Regions from separate parts of the Homo sapiens genome. Here region 2 is linked to region 1. A link is an interaction called in ENCODE POLR2A ChIA-PET data of the cell type or tissue named here. Cell type or tissue: endothelial cell of umbilical vein. All regions are shown on one strand. Links, peaks and the distances in the headings refer to the core of each region. The heading gives the core; the rest is flanking DNA.

Region 1 (16,368 bases), core at 3,744-11,743:
TACTAAGTGGCAGGAGACTGAAAGCACATTAGTAATTCTGACTCCGAGTGGTCTTCTCTCTCTAATCTCTCAGCCTTTAAATGGTACAGTGTTCACCCTTTACAACATCTGCAACACTGAAGATAAGCAAAGGCTGCAAAATTAGTTTTTAATAATGTAGGGTGACCATATATCCTGGTTTTGTCCAACCTTAATTTTAATAATAGAATGAAAAGCTCCCTTCCATGCCTACATGAGCTAACACCTCGCTTTGGAATGGGTGAATACTTGGCATTTCTTGTTTTGTTTTTCAGAGACAATAAGAAACGTTACACTTGGCATCCTTTTGCACTAGGAATTGTGCCAAAACATGCCACTAGATGCAGAGCTAAAAGATGATACACTGGCTCATGCCTGAAATCCCAGCAGTTTCGGAGGCCGAGGTGGGCAGATCATGAGGTCAGGAGTTCGAGACCAGCCTGACAAACATGGTGAAACCCCATCTCTACTAAAAATACAAAAATGAGCTGGGCGTGGTGGCATGCACCTGTAATCCCAGCTACTCAGGAGGCTGAGGCAGGAGAATAGCATGAACCTGGGAGGCAGAGGTTGCAGTCAGCCAAGATTGCGCCACTGCACTCCAGCCTAGGTGACAGAGATAGACTCCATCTTAAGAAAAAAAAATGATACACAGGGGAACAATGTTAACTATATAAGTACCAGCAATCATTTGGAAGTGCTTGTTGGTCTCACTTATCATAGATTTAATAGCCAGAAAAAAATTTAACAAGAAATAGTTTTAAATTCCTTTTTCAGATGTTAGGCATAACAAGACAGGTCTCAAGACAGGTGGTTTGGTATAATGACTAAGAGCTTGGGTTCTGGATGCAGACTGCCTGGGCTCAGGTCCAGGCTTGCTTCACTTACTCTGTGTCCTTGAGGAAGTGGCTATCCTCTCTGAGCTTTATTATCTACAACAGTAAACAGAGATAATCATACTGTTACAAATCACATAGGGTTTTGTAAGAAATTAATTGGGTAACAGAGTTAAGTGCTAGGACTCAGTAATCACTAGTTCTAATCATTACTTAAAATTCAATCATTATTTTAACAATATACTATAGTGGTACTATATTTGCTCTTTGTACTATGTCTAGTGGTTAAGAAAATATATCGGCCGGGTGCAGTGGCTCACACCTGTAATCTCAGCACATTGGGAGGCCAAGGCGGGTGGATCACGATGTCAGGAGTTCAAGACCATCCTGGCCAACGTGGTGAAGCCCTGTCTCTACTAAAAATACAAAAAAATAAGCCGGGTGTGATGGTGGGTGCCTGTTAATCCCAGCTACTTGGGAGGCTGAGGCAGGAGAATCGCTTGAACCCAGGAGGCAGAAGTTGCAGTGAGCCGAGATCGCGCCACTGCACTCCAGTCTGCGTGAGAGAGTGAGAGTCTGTCTAAAAAAAAAAAAAAATCATTTGTCAAAATTCACAGCAAAACCCTTCTTCATAAACCAATTCCAGGAAGCAATACAGTAATGGATCTTCCTAAAACCTGAAGTTATTGGGATAGTAATTCCTTTCTTAAACTCTAGGTAAGACTTATCCCAATTTAGAGCTTTGTAAAAAAAAAAACTTAAAATTCATTCCACTTTTTGTCCTTAGTAAAAGAACCCTGATTTTTCACTAGTTATTTTACGCCCAAATGAAGATCTACATTTCCCAGCCTCTCTTGTAGTAACAGCTGGACAAGAAGTAGTAAGCAGAAGCTGTTGGGTGAAACTAGGCAGGAAGGCTCCTCAAGTGAATGGACAGATGATTTGGGCATTTTTGCCCCCTCTTATTATCCTGTTCCTGCCTCTCTGCCTGGAACTTTGTTGTGAGAGTTGGAGGGTCAACAGCCACAAAGTAACAGTAAGGATTGAAGCCATGCTTGAAGAATGATAGAAAAGACAAGAAGTTGCCTGAACATGAAGTCACCATACCTGATCTTGACTCTGTTCTTTCAAATTCCTTTTATGTGAGAGAGAAACAAATGACTCTCTTGTTTAAGTCACTGCAATTTCTGAATTCTAGGAGCCAATGCAATTGATGTAAGCATTTTACGCACATTTTATGTGTGATGTCACAACGGAAGCTGGCTTGGGTGTAAAACATAACTTTCTGATTGGGCAGGAGAGGAACAAGCTAAGGGATGGGACTGAGCTACAGTGGCTCATGTAAGACACAGTTGCAAAGGGCCTAATCAGTTCCTCATGACATCGTAATCTAGGCAACCAGGAAATATGCAGAAGACAGGCACGCAGTAGCAATAGTTGCTGAAAATGTGACGCTACCTAAAAAGCCTGCTGTCAAAGAATAGAACTTTGCTGGGATATGGTGGATTAAAGATGGCCACAAATTATTTGAGATACCTCCCTTTACGGAGAGGGGCCTATGTTTTTTCCTCTTGAATGTGGGCAGGCTCTTTGACTACTTTAACTGATAGGATGCAGCACAAATGATGTCTCAGTTCCAGGTCTTAGCCTTAAGAGACTGGTAGCTTTTACTTCCTGACTCTGAGAAGACTTTTATTCTTGGAGCCCCAAGCTGCCATGTAGGAAATCTATCTACTCCTCTAAAGATATCATGTGGGAAGGTTATAGATGACATGGAGAAGGAAGGGGCCCAGCCCAGCCATTCAGCCAGGCAGCCATCTCTGGCAATGTGCCTGGCAACTAAATCATGCTACCTTAGACCCACCAGGCTAGCTCAGCTGCCAGCTAAATACCAAGTCAAGACCACGTGGAGAAGAAGAATTGCCCAGCCAAGCCCTACCTAATCTCCTAACCCAGAAACTCATGAAATATAATAAAATGGTTGTTGTTTTAAGCCACTGAGATTTGGGGATACTTATAATGCAGTAACAAAACTGTAACATGGGGTAAGTGAACCACCAAGAGCTAAGGCTTAAGACAGGACCCTGGATATCACTGAAAAAAACAGAAAACTAGTAAAACTAATTTGGTGGTATAATTCTGTTTGGGTCAATTGGACTGGAAAAGTGCATTTTAATTTTGTGGATACATTGTTTTTCAGTTAGTTAGCCTAAAAGGCACCAGAGCCCACCAAGGAAAGCATATATAAATAAGTACATAAAAGAAACACAAGAACCCAACATAAGAATCCAGTATCTGAGAATATGATAATGACAAGACCACAGACCCCAGAAAGGAAATTCTACAAGATATGAGTGAAGAAATGAGAAAAGCCTGCACTGGTCGATGGAAGCCATTAGTAGAATCAGCTGTAGAAACCCCAAAAGGGCTGAGGCAGGAAATAAGAGGCAACTGTTTAAGTATAAGAGATGGAACGAAGCTGGGTGAGGTGGCTCACACCTGTAATCCCAACACTTTGGGAGGCCGAGTTGGGCAGATCACTTGAGCCCAGGAGTTTGAGACAAGCCTGGGCAAAGTGGTGATACCCTGTCTCTACAAACAAAACAAAACAAACAAACAAGAAAAACAGAAATTAACCAGGCATGTTTTCACACACCTGTAGTTCCAACTACTTGGGTGGCTGAAGTGAGAGGATCTCTTGAGCCTGAGAGGTGGAGATTGGAATGATCCATGTTTGTGCTACTGCACTCTAGCCTGACCAACAGAGCAAGACCCTGCCTCCAAAAGAGAGAAAGAGAGATGTAGATGGAATGTATCAGCAAATTAATTGTAAAGGTAAAGTTTACATTAGTAAGATTTAAGTTAATCTTGGTGATGTAATTTGGATATTTGTCCCCTCTCAAATCTCATGTTGAATTGTAATCTCCAGTGTTGGAGGTGGGGGCTTGTGGGAGGTGTTTGAATCATGGGGGCAGATTCCTCACAAATGTCTTGGGCCATCCCCTTAGTGATAAATGAGCTCTTGCCTTCAGTTCATAGAAGACCTGATCATTTTAAAAAGTGTGTGGCACCTCCTCACCACTCTCTCTCGCTCCTGTTCTCACTACGTGATATGCCCTGCTCGCCCTTTGCCTTCTGTCATGATTGGAAGCTTCCTGAAACCTCCCCACAAGCAGATGCCATTATGCTTCCTGTATAGCCTGCAGAATCATGAGCCAATTAAATCTTTTTACTTATAAATTACCCAGTCTCAGGTATTTCTTTATAGCAGTGCAAAAACAGCCTAATACTTGGCAACGAGGTAATGACTTCGTTTTATTTAAATCACTCAGTGACAAAGGATTTACTAGGGTTCTTCTGTCAGACAGGCCTCCTTCACTTTATAAATACATGCCTTCATTAATTAATCTAAGCCTTAGTTTCCTCATCTACAAAATATCCCCTTACTCCTGCCTCAAAAAAATTAAATACATTAATAATAAAAGCTTTTAGCCAGTACCTAATACACAGTAAATTGTCAGTAAATATTAACATTTTCTTAAAAATAATGGCATTCAAATGACCATGGGATGAGTGCCCCAGAGGAGTTTTGTGCAGGAGAGGGAAAGAGAGTTGAGGATACCTGAGGCAGTCAGTTGGGAGAAGAAACTAATAGGGTATGAAAGTAACCAGTGAAACTAATTGACTTCCCTTCCCCTATGTCTGCCGCCTCAACCATTTTCTCACTGCTTGTTCCTGGAGGAATTGTTAAAACTCCTGAGAAACACAGAAACAGAGCTACAACAATCCCAATCTCAAGCCCCAGGGATTCCTGGAATAAGGCAAAAAGAACAGTTCTGCTGTAATGTGAGAATATTTTGTTGGGTTAAAATATTTTGTACCTATTTCCAAGATGACCTCTAGAGGCAGTGCAATGCCATTTACCACCAGTGAAGGTGAACTCAGTGGAACCTTCAAAAAACTGGGAGACTGAGCACTAAAGTAAAAGCACCAAATGTTTCTCATAACTGCCTTGGAAAGAATACTTGGGCATAGGCTGTGGGCAAGGTGGATGGACGGAGGCTGCCAGGAGTATCAAGAATGGGAAAGGGCTTTTCATCTGGGCCCAGAGATGGTCCATGATAGCCTCTTGATTGACAGTTACTTTTCTAAAAAAGAAATATAAGGATACAGGAATGTTTTACGAAACACGAAGGCAGGTAATTAGCCAAACTTGGAGATGGAACAGGAATCTAGATAACACCTCCTGTGTCCTGGCCTTCTCTCTGTCTCATTCCACTTCTTCTGCCCTGATTCAGACTTATTTTCTTTCTCACAGCTGCTGGGTTTCCATCTCCTCAGCTCAAGAGATGGGCTGCCTTTAGGTGTCAATCTCAGTTTCCCAGAAGATGGAACAAGAGAGGCATAATTTAAGGTTTATGTCCACTTCTATCTAATCAACAGTATTCAGAAAGCCCTAACACACACATGGCTGCTATGGATTCAATTCTATGCCTACAATATTACATGTGAAATCTCTATTGTGACACCATGAGCACTATCTTTTAGGAGTGTTACATAATATTGTAGGTGTGAAGTCTTGCATTAACACTGAAATCCACATGAACACCAAGGACAAATTCAACTATGTTTGGTTCATATTATTTTCTATTGCTTTCCACAGGTAGACCAAATATCCAAGCTATCCTAGCGAATTACTTACAATGAAGGGTTGTCTTGTCAATCTTTGTCACTCTTTGGCTTCTCTTCCATCTCAACTGATTTCTTTATTGCAGTTAATTCTTTTTTTCATATTACTTAAGAGAATGATCAAATTAGAAAACATGAAAAGCACTTTCTTGTTTTATTTCATCTTTGCTTATCTTTTATTGTAATCCATATGTTGGAATGACTTACTTGTCATTTTATTTCGTGGATTAGAAGGCTCTCTAATTTGAAGCTACTTCAATCTAAATCTAAATCTAAAAAAAATTTCTCACTCATAAGTGAGAATTGAACAATGAGAAAACTTGGACTCAGGAAGGGGACCATCATATACCAGGGCCTGTTGGAGGGTTGGGTGGGGGCAAGGGGAAGGAGAGCATTAGGACAAATATCTAAGACATGTGGGCTTATACCCTAGATGATGGGTTGATAGGTGCAGCAAACTACCGTGGCACTTGTATACCTATGTAACAAACCTGCATGTTCTGCAAATGTATCTCAGAACTTAAAGTAAAAAAAAAAAAAAAAAAAAAAAAAAAAAAAAAAAAAAATTATGTTAGTCCATTTATAAGAAAGGTGTTTTTTTTTGTTTTTTTGTTTTTTGTTTTCCGAAGTCACTTAAACTGCTTCTGTGGTTTCACTAAAGTGTTTGTAGTAAAAAGAATTCCAGACTCACTCATCTTACCCTGATGTGGTTCTGTAAATCCACGCATAGCTACTACCTTTGGAACCCAAAATTTGTCCCAGACAATCAGCTTTGGTCTTTTATTTAGAATAGCACTATTGCATATGTCATTTGGGGCTTTCGTATGGTTCTATGTATGCAATTCTTCAAATGCACTGTCTTTCCTTGTTCTGCCAATTGAGTTAGAAAATATCCAAGCCAAAATGACAAGATTACACAAGATGATTCATGTGTAGTTCAATGGTTTGAGACAGGGGTGTTTTTGTAACTTGTGAACTCCAAAGATATTTTCAGCCATGATGGATGTATTCAATAGAGCAGTTCATTTTCGATTCAAATTGTGACTTTTGGTGTATTAATTCAGCAACCTGAGACCCTCCAGCAGCTGTGAGAAGTTGGTGAATCCTAGAGAGAGAACAAAGTATGAATGAAGCACCACTTCATGATATATTTATGAACCATCAACTACCACATTCTTCTCCATTTGATAACACTTGAGTCCTTTTGTTTCGCTCGTCTGAATTTTAGACTCTTTATCTGGTTCATGTCTGAGATCCAGGAAGCCTGAAATCTGAAACCCTACCCGGTTCACTCTGTCCTTTTCCTTTCTTTGACTATGAAGGGAAGCCGGAAACTTCAGTAACACCATGTTTCAATTATTTTTATTTTAGACCACATGGGCAGAGACTGCTCACCACTGTTTGACAGGATGTTGCTGTGTCTTCTTAGTGGGGGTCCACTGCTCTTCAAAGAAAGAGAATTGGATTCTTTTGACTCAAAAAATTGTCAGCCACACACATGCAGACAACACCTCACAGGGATACATGTCTGGGTGAGAACTTTTGAATGAGGCATGCTTTCCAGATATTTTCTCTTGTTAAGAGTGAAATGTGAGTTCTAGGGGTTTATCCTCCTAATATTACGAAAGCTATAGATCCATACCCTTATCTAAAACTCCTGAAGTCAGAGGTATTTTGGAATTCAGAATTTCTCAGATTGCATATACTACATGTTACATAAGATCCCAGAAAGATCTGGGCTGGACGATAGTAAAACATATTAATAATTCTGCATTATTAAATATGTGATTATATATATTCTGCATATATATACACATATACAGAGGTATACATATAGTTATATATACATACACATTATATATGTGTATGTGTGTATGTACATATGTGTGTGTATATATATAACTATACATATAACTATACCAAGGAGGCCAGACAAAGATTAAAAATACTCTTATATCCAACTTTTGTCAAGTTCACCACAAAACCAGAAGAGGACAGGTCAGGTTTTGTCCCCACATAGGCTATAACAGCTTTTATGTTTAGAGTGTTTTAGATTTTAAAATTACAAGTAAGGGATTGTATACCTATATTCAGTAAGTTTCAAGTACACTGTAGGTGTTCACAAAATAGTTATGGAAATAATGGCTGGTTAAATGAATAGTGAATGAATGGTCTGTCTCTTGTAAAGTAAAAAATTAAGAGAATAAAATATTTTATTATTTAATAGGATGTCCATATATACAAGCAGACTTAAAGGGGAAAGTTGTCCCAGGTGAAATGATTATTTTTCCTAGGCTACTACTGCATATAGCATTTGGGATCAGCGTACTCGCTCATACTCAAGTTTCATATTAGACGCGGAATATCCTCAATTTGCCCCTCTCTCTGGTTACTTTCCTAACCTTTTTCCTTAATGTAGCCGTTAAAGACAGGTTACATTTTCACCCAACGAAGCACAGTATGTAGAAAAAGACATGATTAAAAGTGCAAGCTATTCTTCTACAAAAACAACTGGTTGTGAAGAGATTTGCCAGTGTTTACTCATAAGAAATAGGTCTTTTGGTTTATGAAGTTTGTCACATCCTTTGTAATTCTCTCAGTTGAAGAATATTCTGTACAATTAAAGGGGTGTTATGCTTTTAAGATTTGTCTTATTGTATGTTTGATATTATTCAGAGAAGGAAAATGACTAGAACACAAAAGGATTCTGGTAAAACTTACATATGTTTTCTTCAACTTGAAGAAGTATCTTATGCCTTAAACTTGCTTTTCAGCCAACCACTTGCAAAGAGAGACCTCCCCTCTGGCCTGTTGACCAAATGAATTATTCTGGGGCTATTTTGGATTATACCTCTTTTGTCAACATATTAATTCACAGTGCTCCCTCTTATTTAAAAAAAAAATTAGTTTGGATCAAAATTATATAACTACCTGAATTAATAAAAATTATCATAATTTTTTTTCTAAAAATCTCATTGTTTTTCCAGCGAATATATGTCTTCTCTTAACCTTAGTGTTCTGTCACATGTTGGACATTTCTGGTTTAAGGACATCTCATGCTGCTGATAAAGACATACCTGAGACTGGGCAATTTACAAAAGAAAGAGGCTTAATGGACTTACAGTTCCACATGGCTGGGGAGGCCTCACAATCATGGAGGAAGGTGAAAGGCACACCTCACATGGCAGCAGACAAGGACAGAGAGCTTGTTCAGGGAAACTCCCATTTTTTAAACCATCTGATCTCATGAGACTCATTCACTATCACGAGAACAGGGTGGGAAAGACCCACCTCCATGATTCAATCACCTCCCACCGGGTCCCTCTGACAACATGTGGAAATTCAAGATGAGATTTGGGTGAGGATACAGCCAAACCATATCAGTGATTATATTTGATCAAATTTTGTAAACAATAGCCTTCTATGGAATGAATTAGCAAGTAATTTTTAATTTACTTGTAAAGCAGAGGTCCCCTCACCTCCAATTAGAAAAAAAACAAATCTCTGTCTTCACTTGCGGGACCTCTTAAAATGTGTTTTTTACCATTTACAAGATCCTGCACTAAAGCATCAATGTCCGTGTGGAAAGAAAGCTATTGGAACTCTAGTAAGAATGTCTGTAAGTTCAAAGTGACAGAGGAACTGAACACTGCCAAGATGTTTGCATTGCAAGGCCACATGAAAAGGCATCTTCTTTCCTTTTAGCCAGCATGTTTCAGCATCCCCACTGTCTGCCAAGATTAATAGAGGTGTAAAAGCCTTGTGTTCAACACTGAGTCTATTTATTAAGGAGGAGGATAGAGAGAAAGAAGTGCTGGGAAGTTATTGAGAAGCAGAGTTGTTCTGTTGCTGATAAAACTGAGAAAAAATATATTTTTCCCACTAGGAAGAAAGCAAAGATTAGCTACACAGACTGATGTTTCCACTTTTATCTAAAGGCTGTACAGATATGTTTACTAGCATGATAAATGAATAAAACATTCACCAGGGTGGGGGGCAGGAGTGGCAGAGTAGCAGTAGCATAGGTATTTCTTTCTTTCTAAAAAGAAAAATGATGTTGGCTCCCAAAATGTCACAAGGTGGCTTCAATCACTGTATCTGTATTTCATCATTAAAACTGGAAAATGAACCCATTGGCTAAACTTCTTGGCTCTCAGAAGGCATCCATTTACTACTAAACAGATTAATCCCCTTACCTGGAGTGGGAGACAGATAGATTAACTATATGTAGATTTTACCATTAAAAACAACAAAATAAGTCTTTGTCCAAAAGAAGGGAGTTTCGTAAACATGGACTCTACATGGAAACATTCCAGACCTCAATCCTCCACATTTGAATCTAGTAGGATTTGCAGACAAGTATTGGCTAGCCATAACCACAATCCCGTTAGCTTTATGGCACAAGAGCAACACTATCCCAATTCTTCTGAGATCCTAAAACATTTTCACGAATATCATAGCTGCCAATGCATACAAAGAAATGATCAAACAAACAAAACAAAAAATCCCAGCTCTCCCTCCAAAGAAGGTCACGGTTTCTCTTTGTTTTAAAATAAAACACGAATAATATCCAAACCTTTCTGGCCTCACAAGGGTCACATTTCTTTAGATCTGGAAAAGAAGATGGATAAATTAGTAATATATTGACCATGCTTTACTATCTCAAAATTAGAATACAGTTTGTCATAGATACATTCACAATTAGAATACAAATATGAGGGATTGTGCAAGAAAATCTCAGACATACGGTGATCTCAAACTGAGATCTTTCAATCCAAACACATCATTTTATTTTAAAGGAGGAAACTGAGGTGAATGAAGTAGCTGCTTATGAACTAAGTTGAAAGCAGCAATCATCTACGAAGACCCTATTCGGTGCTTTCTCTCCTCTCCACCTTACACCAGAGTGGGGAAAAGATCCGAGTACCAATGTCATGAATATATCAAGTAATCAGAGCACCAGGGAGAAGAAAACAGCGTTCACAGCTAGAGAAAATGCAAAGGTAGCACTGCATGTAAATACAAGAAAGACTAGAATAGTATGATTTGCTTCTCAGGCACAGCAGGGAAATTATCTAAGAGGATGTCAAAAGTATGCAAATGTGATTGAGTGCTGAATGCAAAGGACCCAAGACAATCTGAGAAGCTGGTGGTTGGGGTCTCAATGAACTCCTCATCTACAGGACTAAGAGGAAAGTTGTTCTTCCTGCTCAGGCATTTGTAAGGGCTGATGAGTATCAGAAAAGGTCAGTAGATACAAAGGTGTTTGTCATTTTATACTTACTTTTCCAATTCTCCTTCAAAGATTGAAAATATCTCCATTGGAGAGGCCTTATGTTTTTCCCTTTGCAGATTCTTGCAGAAAGTCAATTTTTTAAGTCCTTTTTGACCCCAGTAATATTCTGCACTGGAACGTATTCGTGATTTTCTTGTCATATTTTTCAAGAAGAGAATAGGCTCTGAATAAATATTGTTAGTTGCCTTAATGCTGGGGTCCAGTTATTTAGATTTACAAAAACTTTGAGCCAGAAGGTGGCTTAGAGATTATTAGCCTAGTAGGTCTCAAGCAGGAATGACTTTTCCCCCATTTCCCCAGGAAACATTTGGCCAAACCTGGAGGCATTTTTGGGTGTCACAATTGAGTGGGAGTGGTACAGCATCTAGTGTGAGAGGCCAGGAATCTACTAAACATCCTACAATGTAATGCACAGGACAGCCCTTTACAACAAAGAATTAGCCGCCAATTGTCAGGAGTGTCTAGGCTGAGAAACTCTTCTGAATGATTTTATTTTATAAACAAGTATAGGGTTGCTCAGTGAGGTGAAGTCATATCTCATGATATAGAGCCCAATCCTGAATACCTGTGTCGTGACTCTCTTTGTAGTGCTCTTTTATGTAGCGAGTGGAAGTACCATATGCTTTGTTAATTCTTTGGACTGGTTCAGATTTTCTATTTAGAATTCTCAACATTTTTAAGAGGAATGAACTCCATCCAGTCTGTTCTCTCAGTTGGTTAAGCATCCCTGAAAAATGATTCATTGCCCTTCTTTTTAAAAACATGTAAGGAATATTAAGGGGATTATGTTATACACCGTGGCCTTGGTAGGTTCTTACGAGCATCAAGTGAACATGAATACTGAAGCAATCATGGGCTAATTTGGGGGCCTGGAGAAAATTATATAAGCCCAAAATATAGAGTGAACTTTTCTCAAACTTAAGAAAAGTGCCTTGAGAGAGAGAGAAAAAAAAATCTTACCTTCTCAAAACAACAGGAGTAGGGAATGTTGACTCAAAGTTAATTCTCTAGAAGGTTTTTCATAACCAAACTTTCATAAGGCACAGTGTCGCTTCCTTCCTATCGCTTCTTTTTGGCTTTCTGTGTGGGGAAGATAAATATACAACTCTTTTTATCGTTGGAACTTGAATAACCACTTTTCCTTGGTTGGCATGTGGCCCCAAAACTGTGTAAATTATTAGTTGTTTAAAGAAGACTGAATCTCAACAAAATTATACTATTAGAGGTTTCAAAAAACTAGATCTCCGATCTAAATTTCCTGGATTTGGGTGACCTTATACTTCCGGTTATATTAAAATCATATAGGTCTAAAGGCATTCCCTCCTGTAAAGATTTAACACATTTAAGCAAATTCACACATTCCCTGGTGCCTCATGGTCCAAGGTTCTTCCAGGTATCAACTTGTTAAATTAGAAAGAGAATAATTTGTCTTCTGTTTTGTTTTTCCCTGAGAGTGACTCCTGAATATTATCTAGTCTTCCTTCTTTTTTTTTTTTTTTTTTTTGAGACAGAGTCTTGCTGTCACCCAGGCTGGAGTATAATGGTGCAATCTCAGCCCACTACAGCCTCTGCCTCCCGGGTTCAAGCAATTCTCCTGCCTCAGCCTCCCCAGTAGCTGGGATTACAGGTGCACGCCACCACGCTGAGCTAATTTTTGTAATTTTTGTAGAGAATTGTTTTCGCCACGTTGGCCAGGCTAGTCTCAAACTCCTGACTTCAGGTGATCCGTCTGCCTCAGCCTCCCAAAGTACTAGGATTACAAGCATGAGCCAACGTGCCCAGCCTTAGTCTTCCTTCTTAAAAGATTATAATTGGCCCCCATTTTAGCCTTATTTTAGCTTTTAAACAAAAGCATCGATCATTCACCTAAAACACATATCCCTAGTAAGTGTACTGATTTATCTCTTTCCCAATAAACTAGCTGTCCCTAATTATTTATAATTAGTTTTCTGCAGAAGGTATTATTATTTAATTTTGGAAACGTGGCATTTGCATAGTTTTCAAATTTTCTAAAACACTTTCTTTTTGAAAGGCTCTGTATAATTTAACTAATCTACTTCTGCCCCAATGCATAATGAACTAAAAATGTTTTTGATTACAATAATCCCATTGATAGGGACTGGGGTCAGAGAAATTCTAGACAGAAAACAGCAGGTCCTTGGTGAAACTCTACCCTCAAGCTGAAAAGCCTAAAACCATGGCCCCAAGTGTGAAATTATATCCCTGTTTTCCCACTCAAATGTTGTCTTTTCCTAAACCACCTACCACATGCTGTACCTATAAAAACCCCAGACTCAGCCTGTAGATGGGACTATGGCTGGACGTCAGAGAGAAGTGCCTTGACTTCAGAGGGACAGCTAGACAGAATACCTTCAAAGAAGAATCAGACCAGAGATGGCCAGACTTCAGGGGAAGATTACCTACACACCCCATCCCTGTTTTAGCTCCCCTTCCTCTGAGAGCCACTTTCATAGGCAATAAAATCCCCCACATTTACCATCCTTCAATTTGTTTGTGCAACCTCATTTTTCCTGGATGCTGGACAAGAGCTCAGGGGCCATGAATGCAGATACAAAAACCTGTTGCACTGGCCTTTTGCCCTCACTGGCAGAGGGCAGCCATCTCAGTGAAAAAGGCAAAGGGTCCACTGAGCTGTTAACACTTAAGCCGTCGGTGGATGGCAGAGCTAAAAGAGCACTGTAACACTCCCTCTGGGGCTTCGGGAGTTGCAGGCACCCACACCTGGATGCTGCCACAGGGCCTGCATGGAGTTCGCTCCTGCTGGTGCTAACGTATCTGGCTGGTTCCTGCACCTGCTCCCCTGTGCGCTCCCTCCCATGAAGGGTAGAATGCAGTGGGTCCAAGTTAGTGGAGTTTGATCCCAGTGGCACCAAAGTGGCCAGTCAGTTCCAGCACTCGTTTACTCCCGTTTCCATACTCGTTAGTTTGTGCACTCCTTCCCGCAAGGAGTTGAGAGTGGCGGGCTGAATAAACAAGGCTCCCCTGTCACGAGTCTTGCCAAGGGCCTAGGAAATATCCTGCTTCACCATGATACGCACGGCATTGATATTGTGTACCTTAACCCAAAAATCTTAGGCCTGGCAAACACAGAGAAGAGACATATAGAATAATAGCTACCTATTGATAATCCAAACATAACATAAAAATATGTGTCCCTAGTGGTGTTTTATCTCTAACAAGGATTAAATGCTTTCTCCTAAATGAATGTCATTATGTTTCAAAAGTTTGCTAATTATTGGGCCAGGCGCGGTGGCTCACGTCTGTAATCCCAGCACTTTAGGAGGCCGAGGTGGGCAGATCACGAGGTCAGTAGATCAAGACCATCCTGGCTAACACAGTGAAACTCCGTCTCTATTAAAGATGCAAAAAAAAAAAAAAAAAAAAAAAATTAGCTGGGCATGGTGGCGAGCACCTGTAGTCCCAGCTACTCGGGAGGCTGAGGCAGGAGAATGGTGTGAACCTAGGAAGCGGAGCTTGCAGTGAGCCGAGATCGCACCACTGCACTCCAGCCTGGAGAGCGAGATTCCATCTCAAAAAAAAAAAAAAAAAGTTTGATAATCGTCAAATGCATCCAAGATTTACAACTCCAAATAAACATTCAGTGTTAGAACTGGTCAGCAAAATGAAGATGTATTTTTATGAAATGCATCAAGGGTCATTTGCCTATAAACTATGTGACGTCAGTATCCCATATATATCGTGTGTTGCTTTATTTGATAAAGTTGTTAACATTTATTTTATTACTTATCTCAGCTTTCATTCATGACTCCAGAGAGACCTTTCCTCACTGCTGTGTCTGAAGCAAACTCACATTCCTGCCAACTTTCTCTAAGGATATTACACTGTTTACCTGCCTCTTCAAGATCCTTAGGCCTTACATCCCTGGTGCACTATTCTAACTCCGGTGCCAAACACGTAACAGCACTCAAGAAATGACTTGTTAAAGGAGTAAATCTGAATGTCCTATTTGATGTTGGGCCCTTAGAGGACAAGAGTAATATTTGTTACTTTGTGCATCTTTAGTGCCAAGCAAAATGTTCCACAAATATTTGGAGTACACTTAAATAGTTTCTCAAATAAATTATCACACTTGGAAAAAAACGTAATTCTTCTGAGCCTCTGTTCTCCTATATAAGACCTTGTTTGTTTGAAAAGTTAAAAACATTAAACAATAATAGATTTATTACTTTTTTTGTTTGTTGCAAAAATGTTATATGGTGTCTGAGTTAAAACATCACCTATAGAATGTCACCACTGCCTGCTTCCTAGACCCTACCTTCATCATATTAAATGTGGAGCAGTATCATTCAGCATGTTGAGCCTGGAGTCAGGCTGCCTTGGCTTAAGTCCCATATCTGCCCCTTAAAAGCTGTTGCCATCACATAAAATGTGTAACTTCCTTTGTGGGTAAGTTTTTTATCATCAAGTGGAAATAATGTGTATACCTATGACATGCAATTTACATATAAATATTAAAGAAGGAGTCAATATAGCTAAAGCATAGAATAATACATAGCACAAAATAAATTCTAAATGGGTAAACTAATTCTGAAAGCATTTCAGACAATGTTCCCACAGATATATAAGTAGGTAATTATGAGGCAGTTCCCACATTTAGATTGTAACCCCATGAGGATTATTTAATTAAGAATTATCCTACCTTTATTCCCTCTGCTTCTTGCTCAGTGTCTGAAATATCACACATCCATTCAATGCAACAAACAGTCATTGAACTCTTATGTGCCAGTTACGATCCTAGGTGCTGAGAATCCAAAGAAAGTTGGTGCTAAAATATGTGTTCTTGTGAAGTTCACAATAAATGGAGAGGACAGAAAATAAACAGACCAAAATAATAGATGCAACAAATGTAAATGAAAAGTCTTGTCTTGGTGAGTTCAGGCTACTGTAGAATATGTCATAGACTGAGTGGCTTAAATAACAGAAATTTATTTCTTCCACTTGTGGAGGCTGGGAAGTCCGAGATCAGGGTGCCAGCACAATCGGGTTCTGGGGAGAGCTCTCTTCCTGGTTTGCAGATGGCTGCCTTCTTGCTGTGTCCTCACACGATGAAGAGCAGAGAGGGAGAGAAAGCAAACATTTTTGTGTCTCTTCTTTTTTTTTTTTTTTTTTTTTTTTTGAGGCTGAGTCTTGCCCTGTCACCCAGGCTGGAGTGCAATGGTGCGATCTTGGCTCACTGCAACCTCCGCCTCCTGGATTCAAACAATTCTGCTGCCTCAGCCTCCTGAGTAGCTGGGATTACAGGTGTCCACCACCACGCCCAGCTAAGTTTTGTATTTTTTTTAGTAGAGAAGGGGTTTCACCATGTTGGCCAGGCTGGTCTTGAACTCCTGACCTCGTGATCCACCCGCCTTGGCCTCCCAAAGTGCTGGGATTACAGGCATGAGCCACCGTGTCTGGCTTGTGTCTCTTCTTATAAGGGCTCCAACCTTAAGACTTAATTACCTCTCAAAGACCCCACCTCTGAATACCATCACCTTGAGAATTAGG
Region 2 (16,368 bases), core at 5,167-13,166, 73 kb after region 1:
GTAGCCAGGTCAGTCTTGATGAGCAGAAGTCCATGTTGCTGAGCCCATGCGTAACCTCCATCCCTGCCACCACGGCCACTTTGTTCATGGGCCCATTGGGCGATGACAGGGGTGGCTGGGGAAAGAGGCAGAGTGGTATCCACAGAATGGGTCATCATATCCACTTGAATATTAAAATCCTCCTCTGGTGGGGTCACCCATTGGTGAGCACTCACATGGGATACAAATATCTTCACAGTTTTTCACCATTCAGAGAGGTCCATCCACATACCTCTTCCCCAGATTTCTTTGTCACCAATTTTCCAATCATGCTTCTTCCAAATCCCTGACCATCCAGCCTAACCATTGGCTACAGCCCATGAATCAGTATATAATCACACATCTGGCCATTTCTCCTTCCATGGAAAGTGCACAACTAGGTGCACTGCTCAAAGTTCTGCCCACAGAGAAGATTTCCCTTCACTTCACCACTGTCCTTCAGGGATGTCCTAGAAAGGGGTTGCAGTGCTGCAGTCAGGGTTCTCTTAGAGACACAGAACTAATAGGTGATATATATAAATATATATCTCCATATATATTTATATATATCATATATTTTTATATATATCCATATATATATTATATATATAGGAGTTTATTAAGTATTAACTTACATGATCACAAGGTCCCACAATAGGCTGTCTGCAAGCTGAGGAGCAAAGAGGGCCAGTCGGAGTCCCAAAACTGAATAACCTGGAGTCCGATGTTTGAGGACAGGAAGCATCTAGCACAGGAGAAAGATGTAGGCTGGGTGGCTAGGCCTGTCATCTCGCCTTTTCACATTTTTCTGCCTGCTTTGTACTTGCTGGAAGCTGATTAGATTGTGCCCATCAGGTTAAGGGTGGCTCTGCCTTCCCCAGCCCACTGACTCAAATATTAATCTCTTTTGGGCAACGTCCACACAGACACACCCAGGATTAATACTCTGTATCCCTCAATCCAATCAAGTTAACATTCAGTATTAACCATCCCAGAGAGGGTTCGAAAATCACCTGCTGAGGCTGAGTGGGATATCAGATTTACAAATGAAGCTGTCAAATGGACGATTTATAGAGGAAACTGAAGTTCAGAATTGACTACTATTAGTCTTAGATGTGTGCTAAAAATCTGGATTTTGCTAAAAGCTCTCATTGTTTTGGAATCATGGCTTCAGCAAATTCCTAAATGTGGTGACTCCCACCATGAAGTCTTAAAAGATTCTTTCTTCCCTCCCTTATAAATTTGCCAGAAGGAAATCGAATTTTTTTGTAAGTTTGCCTGAGGACAATGTACTTTTTTAAAAAACCTTAATTCCAGGGTTGAATTGTATCTCACTGAATATTTGTTTGGTATTCTGTTAGCTTTTATTTATTTATATATTGAATTTGGCAGGACCCATGATTAGCTTAGGCTGCTTGAGATCATGGTGCTATGGTTTATTTATGCAATACCATTCTTCTACAGTATTAGCTGAATAAATCCAAGACCGATTTGTTGAGTATTTGGGTGTGTGTTTCTGAGAAGCAACAGATAGAGTGGTCTTTTTTTCAAGAAAGGCTTAAAAAGGCATATGCTGCTGATTTCACAGAGTCTTCTGAAATGATCTCTCAGCATTGAGATCCAAAATTTTGAAGCCTTATGGATCTGGCCTTGCACATAGTTATCTAAACTCATTTGGCCGATAAATATTTCATTTGGCCTGAGAAATCTGCTTTTGCTCTGTACACATTTACCAGTGTCACTCTACTTCTTCATTTTGTCGTAAACCACATGCAAATCTGTGACTGTAGTTATGCAACAAATAACTTACCAGGGAAAATGAAAATAAATATGATCATGACATGACATACACATCTTTTGATGGAATTTACTAAATTAAATACATACTTAAGTAAAATGTATTGAATTTTCTTTTGTCTTATTCCCATCATTTATATCTGGTAAATTTTTTTTGGTTCAACTAGTGATTTCTTATTTATTTATTTATTTTTGAGATGAAGTCTTGCTCTGTCACCTGGGCTGGAGTGCAGTGGCACGATCTTGGCTCACTGCAACCTCCACCTCCTGGTTCAAGTAATTCTCCTGCCTCTGCCTCCCGAGTAGCTGGGATTACAGGTGTGCGCCACCATGCCCAGCTAATTTTTGTATCTTTAGTGGAGACAGGCTTTCACCATGTTGGCCAGGCTGGTCTCAAACTCCTGACCTTGTGATCCACCCACCTCGGCCTCCCAAAGTGCTGGGATTACAGGCGTGAGCCACCGCGCCCAGCCCCATGATTTCTTATTTTTAAGTGAACCAAAACAACCCATTGCTTCTGCTTTTCTGTTGACCTTCCGTAGGGCTTTTATGATTTATTTTTATTTAATTTATTTTTGCTACAAATTTCAAAGATTCATATAGGGTTTTTTTTTTTCTTATGTCTATGTTGTACCTAGACTTTAGGTTTATAGTTAAGGCTGATGATCATGAAATTGTTTATTTGGCAAACAGTAGCAATACTTTTTATAATACTGATTATCTCCATTAAGCAGCTGTTAAAGATAAGAAGAGAAAATGAGGTCCTTTTCATTTTCATGCTATATAAATACAGGTGACTGATTTTAATTCATGGTTACTCAGGGAAAAGAAAACTGAGGTGACATAGCAATGGGGTAAGCAGAGGTAGAACCTTAATGTCATTAATATTCTCACTCCTCTGAATCTGCTTTTGTAGGACATCCCCTCTTGCTTGTCACCAGGAACCCATCCCTCTCCCCCAAGATTTAAGTGAGCTCTACTTTTATCTGTATCAATTAGAGACTGCTGTGCCATAGCAATGATACCTGAGGAATAAATCAGTGTTCAATCATAATTTAAGGAGCAAGTCAAGGCTTTGTCACAACATAATGATTTCAAACTTCTGGTTGCTTAGACAATTGCGCAGCTAAGATTACTAGATTCATAACAGAATATGAGACCTATAAAATATCATCAGCACGGAAATACCCATGCATGATGAAGTTTTAGTCAGGGTAATGTAAAATAGTGATATCACGAGTACAGATCTGTGGGCAAATTGGGGATAATGAAAAATAAAGAAGAAAATAAGAAAGATTTTGAAGTTCTATTTTTAATTAAAGTTAGTGGAACTCTAAAAAGGAAATTTCTAGCAACCCAATAATAAAAAGATGTTAGCAGGCATTGAAGATATGAGACATCTTCCTGTTAAAGTAGGTCAATCAAGGACAAAGTTCAACATTACAGTCCATATGTTTATTTATATTTAATTAGAGTGTAAGTTTTTGATTCAATAATAAGCTAGTTAGCTTATTAGTTTTGATTTCATCTTTTCTGAACTGTGCCTACATTCTGAGAGGAGTGAGATATTTATACATCCTGTTTCCTCTTATTTTGACATATGTCTCCAATAATATTTCAATAAAATGCAATGAAAGATAATGGAATATTTCTTTCTGACTTTTGTTTTGCCCAAAACTCCCACTGAAAAACGTTGATAAGGGAAAAGGTCAGCTGAGGAGCCAAAAAGATCGTAAATTTTGTGATTTTATTTTCTCATCAAATTAGACACACTGTAGTGCTAAGAAAGAAAAAGATTTCAGTAATATGAATGTATGTATAGTGGGCAGGCTAAACTTCATGTCACCCTATTCATGAGTTTTAGTTTTGACCTGTAAATCTCTTTACACCTGGGTTAATTAGAAACTGTACTCATAGGCCCTAATTGGCACAACTTTCTTCTAATCTCACACTGAGTTGACAATGCCTTTTCCTACATGTCCAACCCTGGTAATCCTAGAAGGAAAGGTTAAAGAAGAACAACTTTGTGAACTTTCTCCATGACATACAGCAAACCTATTTTCACTTTCTCTCTTTAGTACAATCTTTCTCCACAGTCTTCTAAAGAGTCTGTTCAAATGTACATTTAAAATTGAAAATTTATGTTCAAGCCTGAATACCAATCACAATAACACTACTCCCCCAATTCCTCACCATACCTAAGTGTGTGTTAGCTAGACAAAAGGCTATGCTCAGAAATGGAATGGATTAGAACCTTGTAGACGGGGAGAAGTCATCAGCATCAGGTCTTCAGTCCCTGATGCGTAACCAAATAATTAAATATACTTGAGTAAGTCACTTCCCTCCTTTATCAAAAAGAGATGCTATTTATACACTTTCTTTCTCACTTGGTGGAATGAGGGTAAAATGTGAAGTATTACTCTCTTGCTATTCTTTTAGCAAACATTTCTTTTGAACCTGTGAAATTCACTTCATTGTGCTATGTGTGGAGAACACAAGGCAGAGACATGGACCCCTCTGAGTTTAAAGACTATGAATAAAAAAAAAGGAATATGCTCATATAACAACGATAAAGCAGGATAGAATGCAGAAATCGTTCTGCAGCAGGAACAGAGGAAATATTAGATATGTGATATGGTTTGGCTCTGTGCCCCCCACAAATCTCATCTTGAATTGTAACAATCTCCATATGTCAAGGGTGGGGCCAGGTGGAGATAACTGAATTATGGGGGTGGTTTCTGACCAAACTGTTCTCATGGTAGTGAACAAGTCTCAGGAGACCTGACGTTTCATAAATGGGAGTTCCCCTGCACAAGTTCTCTTGCCTGCCGCCATGTAAAACGTGCCTTTGCTTTTCCTTTGCCTTCTGCCGTGATTGTAAGATGATTGTAAGGTCTCCCCAGCCATGTGGAACTGTGAGCCCATTAAACCTCTTTCCTTTATAAATTACCCAATCTTGGGCATGTCTTTATTAGCAGCATGAGAACAGACTAATACAGTGTGATGAAGTACAATGAAAGTTTCGTAGGAGAGATCAGTTAGATTTGGCAGCTCAGGGAGATTCTTTGGAGGAGGTGCCATTTGGGCTGTGTTTGAGCAATAGATATTACTAATCTGTTTAGAAATAGAGAAGGACAATGAGAAGAAATTCAGAGGGTGAAAGATACCTAGTTCAGGAACAACAAATAATCATCATAGAAACATTTATTAAACTCAGAATATGTACCAGGAACTAATCCTTGTGAATATTAACTACTTGATCTTTATAATGACACTATGAGTAGGTGCCATCATTGTTATCCCCATTTGAGGGATTAAGAACTTCATGCACAGGGAATTTATAAAGCTTGTCAAGGTCATTCAGCTAGTAAGTTGGAAAAGAAGGGTTTTGGTTTAGGCTACATGACACCAGGACTCACACTCTGAACAACATCTCTGGAGGGTCATATTAGACTCACATATGGTAATAATTAAATAAAATGTGTGAATGAGAGTGAAGGGAATAAGGTCACACTAAAGGCTTTAAAGAAGAGGATGGAAAGTCTTAATATTCTGGCTAAGAATTGTTGAAATTTTTTAAATGGAAGACAAGTTATTTAACATCTATGGTGAGAACAGCACAATTATAACTATGCTTACATTACACAGTATAAACAAATGCATAGTATTCATGGGGTTGCAAATAAGGAAACTGGCTCTAGCTAACTTAAGAGGAAAAGAAGTGAAGAATTGAGAAATGAAGGCTAGGAAAGGGGAGGAACTAGACAGTTTTGGCCATCTACACTGAAAGATCTTCCTGGCACAACGTCTCACCTGGAAGGGAGACATTAACAATGACAGCCACTAGCGGCTCACAGTTTTGATGTCTTTGTCCAATTTTAAGTCCCTGAAAGAGGTTACTTTTTGGCCTCAGTTTGAGCTTAGAGTCCATACTCGGACCCATAATCATATCTGGCTTGAAGTCCAAAGACACACAGAACTGCCGTGTCAGTGTATCCGGGTTCGTTCTCAAAGCAAAGAAGATGATAAAAGCTGGGAAGATGCATCAACTTTAATACTCAATGATTTGAAAAGCCTCAATGTGGACAATGAATAAAAGGGAGATACTGGATGTGAGGAGACCAGTCACAATGCAGTGGGGATGATCTTAGAGTTAGGTAACAAGTGTTTATATGAGGGTAATGTATGTTGAAATGGAAAATTAAGAAGTATGTGATTATCAGACATGGGGACAGAATTTTTAAAAAGTGAAGAGTCAATAGTCATGCTGAAGTTTTCAGCTCAAGTGACATGGAATGTATTATTACACACTCATTCCTTGATGTTCAAACTCAGCCAGCATTCACAGACACCACACTGGGGAAATAAACAGCACCCGTGCTAGGGTTTACCTATTGAAGACTGCCTTCCTGACACACTTTGCAGGTCTTGTTTAAAGCTGACATAAACTTGTTGTGGTATATGTGTTACATTTTATATAAGTTTCACCTATAATAGTATTTTTTTATTATTTCTCTAACTACAGGTCCTGTTTCGGTTAGATGAAAGAACTTCTACTATATTAAAAATATCAATAGAGATATTTATTTTTTAAAAGTTCCCACTCTAGATGGGATAACATGAAATTCACTGGAATTCAAAATATATGAGACAACATTTGTATGCAAGTGACTTGTAATCTGGAAAGGAATCAGGACATGAAAGATAAATTGTGAGCCAATGACTAAGATAGACAATATATGATACAGCAATTCAGAAGAGGCTGGGATAGTCAGAAAATACTTTATAGAAAAAATGATAGGACTAAAATTGAGTCTTATGAAAGGGATTCTGACAAGATTCAGATAATGTAAGATTCCTAGATAACTGTTGATATATTGGATGGACATGAGGAAGTCCTGGATAACAATGTTGGAAATAGAAAGTAACACTTAGCCTACTCTATGTGCCAAGCACCATGAGAGATAATTCAATAAGTCATGTCATTTAATTCTCCCCCAAATTTCCAACTGCCTTAGTCTATTCAGGCTGGTGTAAGAAAACACCATAGGCTGGGTAGCCTGTAACAACAGAAACATATTTATCACAGTTCTAAAGGCTAGGAAGTCCAAGATCAGGGTGCCAGCATGGTCAGGTTCTGGTGAGGGCCCTCTTCCAGATACAGACTGCCAATTTCTTGCTGTGTCTTCACATGGTGGAAGGGGCCAGGTAGCTCTCTGGGGCCTCTTTTGTAAGGGCATGAATTCCATTCATAAGGACTCTACCCTCATGACCTAATCCCTTCCCCCAAATCCCCACCTCCTAATACCATCACCTTGGGGGTTATTTTAACATACAAATTTGAGGGGGACATGAACATTCAGAGCCAGCACCAACCAAGATGCAACTTATTATCTCCATTTTATAGATGATAAGACTGACTGAGAAATAAGATATCTTGTTCAGGAGCACAACGATGGAGATAGTCAGAGCCCAGATTGTAGTAAGCCAACTTCTTTTGGCTGCACCTCCTGACCTTTCAAATGACAGGCTAACACAAATGAACTCTATTTTATACTATACAGGTTTTACCTTTAGCCTCTCTAACAACTTTTCAAACACATTTATTCCCCAGCCTACCAAATATTCAACTTCAAGCTTCGGTCTACCTTAGATATTTCATATTTAACTAAAGTTTCAATTTTCAAGTCAATATTCCTAGCCACAGGCTCTCTCTCCAGTTCCAAACCTACGTTGCCCATTGTCCATTGGACACTCCTATCTTTCCTTCATATTTGTATTTTAGGTTCATAATAATTGGCACCCAGTAGTCTCTTTTCCTCTTAAAAACTCTTTCCCAACATAGTTATTTCTGCTGAAGGGTCTACTAAGTCCCTAGTCATCCAGGCCCAAAAAATCAGTCATATTGGCATCTTCTTTTTCTTTTATCCTTTGGACTAAATAAATTAACAAATCAGTCTGCAGAATTTATCCTCACAATGCCTTTCACAGTCATTGCAACCTTGCAATTCCCATTGGTTCCAATTATCACCTCCTGTTTTAAGCATTCCTCTGATATTATTTGCTTAAGAAGCCATTGAGTAGCTGTCCTTATGGTCCTGAGTAAATTTTCTCTATCATTCACTCTCATAACATTCTGTTTTTTTCCTAGCACTTTTAACAGTTGGAAATTATATTATTTACTTGTTTTATTATTTAATAGCTGTCTTGTCTACTAAAGTGTAACTTTTGTGAAAGCAAGGATCGCTTCTTCATTCTACCACCTATGCCCCTCTCAACGTCTGACACACAGGAGATGTGCTTAGTAAATATAGCCAAGTGAATAGTCTTTCCAAAAATCTACTTCCCATTTCTGTTCGCAATACCTCCTGCATTCAGCTGTCAGAGAAATGTTTCTTGAAGTGTAGCTCTAAGAAGCCATTTTTCTAGTTTAATCATCTATTATTTACCTATTGCCTATTAAGTTAGTTATTAACTACTACTAGTTCTAGCATTCAGACTCATAGGGTCCTCTGCAATGTGAATACAAACTACACTTCTATGCACAATTCCCTTACTCTCTTTGTCTCTAAATCAAATGCTGTTTAGTTTTCTGTCTCTATGCCTTCTGTGTGTGTTTGTAGCATCTTCCAGAATGTCCTGTCCCTGTATCAGTCAGTTTAAACTACATTTTTCTCTAGTAATGAATAGATTCCAAACCTCAGTGGGTTAAAACCACAGAGGTGTATTTCCCACTCACATTTCCTGCTTATCATGTTTGCCTGTGGCTTTTTTCCTTGCCCCTCCATTCTCAGAATAAGCTAATAGAGCAACTCCTCTCTAGAACACAACAGTCACTTGGCAGAAGGAACAGAGAGATGGTGGGACTCTGAAAGCTTTTTCTTGGAAATGGTGAACATTTTATTAACGAAAGGCAGTTATTTGACAAAATCTAACCTTAATGGAGTAAGGAGTATAATACCTCTCCATGTACTGGCCCAGTATGGAGAAGTGGTGAATATTTTCACTGCAATACTGTATCAGTCTGTTCTCACGCTGCTAATAAAGACACATTTGGGACTTGGTAATTTATAAAGGAAAAAGGTTTCATAAACTCACAGTTCCGCATAGCTGGGGAGGCCTCACAATCATGACGGAAAGCGATTAAGGAACAAAGTCACGTCTTACATGGCGGCAGACAGGAGAGAGCTTGTGCAGGGGAATTCCCATTTATGTAACCGTCAGATCTCCTGAGACTTATTCACTACCATGAGAACAGTATGGGGGAAACTGCCCTTATGCTTCAATTATCTCCACCTGGCCTTACCCTTAACATGTGGGGATTATTACAGTTCAAGGTGAGATGTGGGTGGGGACACAGCCAAACCGTATCAAATACCATCTACTTCACCTTTCTATCTCAGTCATTAAAATGCTAATTATCCAAGACTATACTTTCAGGGATCATTTCTATAGTTTGTTACTAGAGAAGTTTCTCTGAACGTGTAGAGCACTAAAATGCTAATTATCCAAAGAGACCCATGTCACTGAGATGCTTTTCCCCATTCTCCCAGCCAATACTACATTGAAAACACAAAGCATATTACTTAAACCTATCTTCTAAACTTATTTTTCTCTACTTTTCTTATTCTATCATTCCTCAAAACCCCATATTCCGATTGCAAGTTTTACTAAGACCTGGTGGCTATGGCATGTAACACTCAGCAAAATGCCTTGAACACAGTAGATGTTAATAAATGTTTATTGAACGTAGTTGATTTAATCACAAGTAATGAGACATTGAATACTTTTATGCTAAGAAGAATATGAACAAACTATATTTCAAGCTGATTAATATGGTAACTGAAACAGTATTTGCTTCTTTAAGCATCTTGGTTTATTTTCTTATGTAAATATGTTCCCACGATGTACAGGGTGCACAGAGCTAATTACCTTCCTTTGCTTGGTATGCAACAGACCAGAAAACCTAAAATTATTCTAATCCAAGTGTTTTTCCAAATGGCTTCTCTACAACCCACATTGATTCGGTATAGCAAAAGTAAAATTTACTTGGCAAAGATAATTTTTTTGGTAATGCAGTATAAAGAGAACGGTATAATACAGTCAGAACTTTTGACTTCAGGGTTTTGTGACACTGTCAGTGTATGTCTAATATTTAGTGTAAAGTTGGAAAAGATAAGAGTGACGATTGAATAAATAAATGAACAATGGATAAAATAATGTGTTCAAAAAGAAGAGTAATAATAAATTTTAATTAACAGATTTACATAAAAATATAGTTTCCACTGGAAAGATGGGATTGTATCAAATATCAGACCTAGTTAAGTCCTGCATACATGAGGTTGAAAAAATAATTCTATCAAAGAAAAATCTGGAAAGTTTAGATATAGCTATTTCTTATTTGACAATGTGGTCAAGAGAATAGTAGTTCCTTACAAGAACAGCAATATGCATATGTAAACATATCAGTGTACATTAAGGCTTAAAATGTATTTCTTAAAAGTATTTATTTTATAAAAGAAAAACAAAACAAAAACGAACAGACAGACTTAAGCTGTTTTTATGGGGTCTTCTTTAACTAACTGAATCTGAGTAGTATATATGATGGTTTACATTTCACTGTCAATGTCTGTAATTTAGTAAAAGTTAATCGTGTGTTCATTTTATGTTGCCATACGCAGCCCCACCAGCAGCAGCGTGAATGACCTAAGCCAGTAAAATCAAACACTGCAGAGACTGTTATATCTGAATGGAACAATTCATGTAAAGTAGATGAATTCCAGGTTTTCAATCAGGAACAGAACAATAGTTAGGAAAACTGCCAAGCCCCAAACTCATAAACACTAGGTTAAAACAATAATACAAATATTGTCTCATTGTATTCATGAAAAGAAAGCTGTCTATAGAAAATTTTTTGTTTGAGATCTTTGTAGCTATCAAGGGTTTCACTTTCCATTTAAACAGTGTTTCATTTAACAATCCTGCTCAAGTCAGTACGTTCGGTCAGGGATAGTAAGACTAGATATGAACACTAGTCTTATTATTTACTGAACTTCCTCTCCTTTGAATAATTCAAATGACAAACACTATAAATAATTTACTGGGAAAATATTTCCATTTTACTGCACCCAAGTGGTAAATTGTAACATCAAAATGATATCACTTTTATTATTGAAAAACATAATTTCAGAATATGGCCTATATACAAGCAACTGTCAAGCCATTAGATGAAAATATATCCAGAGGGAGTGTTTGTTGAATAAGTACAATTGAGTTCTTAACACTTTTGAAAACCAAAATGTGATTAGAGTCCTATAGAACAAAACCTAAAAATAATAATAATAACAGGGATAATAATAATAAGGCTTAAAATGTATTGAGTGCTTACTATAAGCCAGACACAGTTTTATATTCCTTATGTTTTATTTTATTTAATTCTCATAAAATTCTTCTTATGTAGGAATTAAGTAGAGAGAAAACTAAGGCATAACTTGGTTGAAAACCTTGCACAGGGCTATGTAGCCAGTTAGCAGTAGAACTAGAATTTGAATCCAGGCAGGCTGACTCTAGAGAATGCACTCTCAGCCACAATGTGTATTTATATGCCTCATACATCTCTGTGATGAATAAAATACCTAGACTTTCCATGTCAAATATTCAAATTGCAGCTTGAAAGCACATATTTCTCCAGGGATGGAAACCTCTATTTCATTGTAATCTTACTCACAGAGTTGCCATCCAATACAACAACACGTAAGAGAAAACCATAAAGAAACAAGGTTTTATGGATACTGATGTGCTTCATTAATTTTTTCATTCATTTATCTAATATGTACTGAGCTCCCATGGTGTCCCAGCTCCTAGACATTGTATTAGCTTCCTCCTGATGTTATAATTAATTACTACAAAGTTAGTGGCTCAAAACAACACAAATTTGTATTCTCTCACAGTTCTGGAAGGTCAGAAGTCCAAAATCAAGGTGTTAGCAAAGCTTCATGCCTCTGGAGGCTTCAGGAAGGAATTATATTTTTGTCTTTTCCAGCTTCTAGAGACCTTCGTCATTCCTTGGCTTTGGGCTCTTTTCTGCATCTTCAAGGCGCATTACTCCAAACTGGTTCTATTGTCAAATCTCCTTTTTCTTTTTCTTTTTTTTTTTACTTATACTTTAAGTTCTAGGGTACATGTGCACAACGTGCAGGTTTGTTACATATGTATACATGTGCCATGTTGGTGTTCTGCACCCATTAACTTCTCATTTACATTAGGTATATCTCCTAATGATATCTCTCCCCTCTACCCCCACCCCACAACAGGCCCTGGTGTGTGATGTTCTCCTTCCTGTGTCCAAGTGTTCTCATTGTTCAATTCCCACCTATGAGTGAGAACATGCGGTGTTTGGTTTTTTGTCCTTGCGATAGTTTGAAGAGAATGATGGTTTCCAGCTTCATCCATGTCCCTGCAAAGGACATGAACTCATTCTTTTTTTATGGCTGCATAGTATTCCATGGTGTATATGTGCCACATTTTCTTAATCCAGTCTATCATTGATGGACTTTTGGGTTGGTTCCAAGTCTTTGCTATTGTGAATAGTGCCGCAATAAACATACGTGTGCATGTGTCTTTATAGCAGCATGATTTACAATCCTTTGGGTATATACCCAGTAATGGGATGGCTGGGTCAAATGGTAAATCTCCTTTTTCATTTTGAGCTTTTTGCTTCTCGCTTACCAGGAGCCTTGTGATTACATTGGACTCACCTGGATCATTCAGGATAACAAAGTCAAGACCCTTTTGCCATATAAGGTGACATATTTATGGGCTCTGGGGATCAGAGTAGAGACTTCTTTGGGGGAATATTAGTGTGTCTATCATAGGGATGGTCCAAAAACCAAAAGATAAAAAGTGCAGATATTACCCTTGAGACATTAGAGGAGCTACTAAAGGATATAATACAGGGAGGGATACAATTTGATTTTAGAAAAGAGTATTTTGGCAGCTCCAAAGAGCCAAATTATTGATTTAATACTTTTGAAAATATTAAAAGTTGAATTAATGTAGCAGAAGTAAAAATGGAGAGAAGAGCAATGATCAGAAGAATGTGTAGAAGGTAGGATCAACTAGGACACCATGAATTCTCTACAAGTAATTATTTTCCTTTTGAATTGGCATTTCCATATCTGAAAGAGATAAATGCTGTATTGCATAGAAGACTTTAAGCTTTTAATAAAATGCATCTTCATCACATTTTTCATTTAGGGCAACGTAGAAGACACCATGTGGCATAGCTATGGGGTAGAATCCTAGTAACATATTCCTTTCCTGTAGAGTGACATCAATCCACTTGTTCTTAATTGAAAAAAAGTTAACTATGCCCACGTATTCATACACATTCTCCAGTGTAACTTATCAGTATCACCTGGTGATATTAGATCTAAAATCCAACTATAGAACATTAATTGGTTTCTTGCCCTAGAGAAAGTTTTCTTTTTATCTGAAGTGATGTACTGCAAGATGATCTATTGCTGGAAGTTTATGAATTCACTCCATTTAGTTTAGTAACACCTGCTCAATTCAGGTTTCCTGACTGTAAATATTAATATCTCTTATCAACGTTCATACCTACTCAGTAGAATTGCTTTTTTATAGCACTTGGTGGTATTTTTTTAAGCCAGTTCATAACAGGTGCAGTGTATTTTACTCATATAGTTGCTTCATTCAGTAGATACCATTCAAAAATATGCCAAACCATTCATAGAAATTCATTCCGAAGAGTTGATTCCAAAGTTTGTGCCAATGAACGGAAATTTTGAATTAGAAGAGAAGAAGTTGTGAGAGCTTGTCAGATGGCTGGTGGCTGGAATTAGTTTTAAGCATTTTGGACCAGATCTCATTCACAGTAAATGTAAACCAAACACTTTTATCCTTTCATCTTATTTGTGTTATTTATTTTGCAGAAAAAATGCCATTTATATGAGTATGTGAACTCATGTGATTCATTTACACTTAAAATCTTTGAAAGGTTATTTTAGAGAGGGTTGATATCAAAAATAACAGCTCAGCTTGGATAAGTCTGAAAACCTTCGTGAGAGGATAGCAGAAGGGAGGAAAGGAGAGCTTCCAAATTCCTTTTGCCATATTTTGCAAGCTTAGACGCAGAAAGATCTTGAGTACAGCAGAGAAGCCTAAGCATATATGTTCTAGTAACTTTAAAAGTTTTAAAATCTGTATTTGGGAATAGCAGTAAAAGAAGACAAGGAATAAACAGGCCACAAATAAAAGAGTCCCGTCTTTCTATTGCACTGCTTTGAGGACACTTTGCTCTTTCCACTTGTCTCTAGCCTGCAAATTCTGGGGCTTCAGTGTCTAATGCACCAGCCTTGAGCCACAGAATTTCTAGCATGCAAAGTATTCAATGTTCTTTTTTGGCTTACAAAAAATACTCCTCTCAGATGAAGCAAGAAACTGGGACTCTTATAATGCTCTACTTTCTGTCATTTCATCTTCTACACTAGAGGGGGGAAAAATCCTAAGAATGTTAAATGTAGGTAGCAACACTTTTTGCTCTGCATATACTCAAGCCTAGCATTGTCGATCTATTTTAGTCTTTTACAAAATCTAGTAGGAAAGGACTTCTGTGTCTTCACGTTAGTGGTCCTTTTTATTTTATCCTTCATATTCACCAGCCACACAAGAATGCTGGAATTTCTTAGTTATTTTAAGATGCTGTATTATTAAATTACTTTCCTTCACTAGGCTTTGGGTTTAAAACATTAGAGTAGAGAATTATGAGGGCATTTTACCTAGAAAGGTCACTTTCTTTGCTCCAGATTATGAAAGGGCTTTGGATAAAAATCCCATTTGAATATGTCGCTGTTATTGATATCTAATGCTCTGTCCATGCTCAGAGAAGACTCTGAATGTACTGGAAGTACTTGTTAGACTGAGGGGCTAGCTATATTCAAGATGCCAGTGAAATATAAGTCTACCACTAAAGTGGCCTTTGTGGGAGGCAAACAGTTCCTTCTCTAAATGCGATAGCTTCTTTTTTTTCTTTTTGTAAGAAAGCTGGTGAAGTCTTTAAGACATCCATACCCCCAAGTGAAGTAATAAGTAATATAGACCAGCTGTATTTTTCTTATTTTTTTCTAAAAGAAAAGGATTATTTTCTTAGTTTATCAGCTTAAAAACCATTTTTTAAAATACAGCGGGGAAAAACTTGCAAAAAGGATGCAAAATTTTATTGGGAAATGCAGCCTGACCTAGTGGAAGGAAGATTGGGTCTTCATACCACCAGCTCTACCACTCTGGCTCTTAACAAAATCACTTCACTGACAGTGTCTGCTTCTTCAACAGAAACTTAAAGTGACCTACATAATAGGGGCATAGAAAATAGCTTCTGTCAAGAGCATTTGACTTCTGGAATTGTACTTTGTTCAACAAAAGTTATTGGGCTTGATTTAGGGGCTTGGCAACGTGCTAGGCCTTGCAGATATGATGATGAGTACCCTTCAGCCCTGCCTTCAAGGATTTCACTTTGGAAACACACACGGGCACACACACACCCACCAGGATCATTAGTACATTAATAATGAAAGACTAACAGCTCAGGATCAAGCATTTTAAAGGCACACTTTACCAAATCAATTGTAACTCTTGTTGAGTTACAATTTATAAAAATAAATTTATTAAAGCTATAGTTTAGAGCATGAGGTTTTATATCTTCCCCATGTATACAGAGAAAAAACATGTGATAAATATGCTTAAAAGATCCTTCAATAAAATTTTTGGGCTAACTAATAATTTGTCTTATGATTCTTCACATAAGGTCATTTCAAACTGGAGGTCCTATGCACCCTTCATCCAGTCCCCTCAATGTTAATAGTTAACATAACATAACTGGAGTGTAATATAATACAGCATTTCCTAATTGCTGTAATTAAAAACACACACTTCTGCTCTTCCAAAGGTGAATGACTAGACAAACTAGGGCACAACCATACCATAGAACAATACTCAGCATTAAACAGGAAAAATAATTGATATAGGTGACAACATAGATACACCTCTAGGAAATCATCCTGAGCAAAAAAGTTAACCTGAAAAATATATACACTATGCAACTCCATTTATACAACATTCCAGAAATAACATAATAATAGAGATGAAGAAAAATCAATGGTTGGCAGGTGCTGCGGGAGGAGTGGAAGTCTACAAAAGGAGTAGAGCAAGGAATTCTGAAGTGACTAGGCACTTAAGGGTCTTGATTTTGGAGTGGTTGCACGGAAGTATGCATATGATAAAACTGCATGGAGTACACAAACCTACACACACACACACACACACAAATGAGTACAGGTACAACTGGTGCAATCAGAACTATAGAAAACACTAAGGCAATTCGTGTTTTTTATATTACACTCCAGTTATGTTAACTATTAACATTGAGGGGACTGGATGAAGGGTGCATAGGACCTCCACATGCCTTTTTTGGCAACTTCCTATAAATTTATCATTATTTCAAAATAAAACGTTTTAAAAAAGAGTATGCATTTC

The links. ChIA-PET counts read pairs that join two places held together with the same protein. Peaks named below come from ENCODE experiments on the same cell type or tissue, not always from the same donor. Only the 100,000 strongest peaks of a DNase experiment are listed, where the experiment ranks them.
Region 2: POLR2A ChIA-PET joins it to region 1 with 9 read pairs; 2 of 35 experiments call an interaction of 5 or more read pairs at or near these places.

The regions. Positions count from the first base shown.
Region 1 is chr14:85,191,314-85,207,681 of GRCh38, forward strand. LOC105370604 (a long non-coding RNA gene) reads right to left here and starts at 3,389. Exons shown (of 4, transcript XR_944102.1): 1 at 1,962-3,389; 2 at 907-950; 3 at 1-116. In endothelial cell of umbilical vein, for the core only: a CTCF peak has its summit at 4,730; a DNase peak (open chromatin) is centred at 6,838.
Region 2 is chr14:85,262,693-85,279,060 of GRCh38, forward strand. SNORD3P3 (small nucleolar RNA, C/D box 3 pseudogene 3) reads left to right here and starts at 9,240; the gene lies at 9,240-9,369. In endothelial cell of umbilical vein, for the core only: no CTCF peak of the experiment used is centred there; a DNase peak (open chromatin) is centred at 10,619.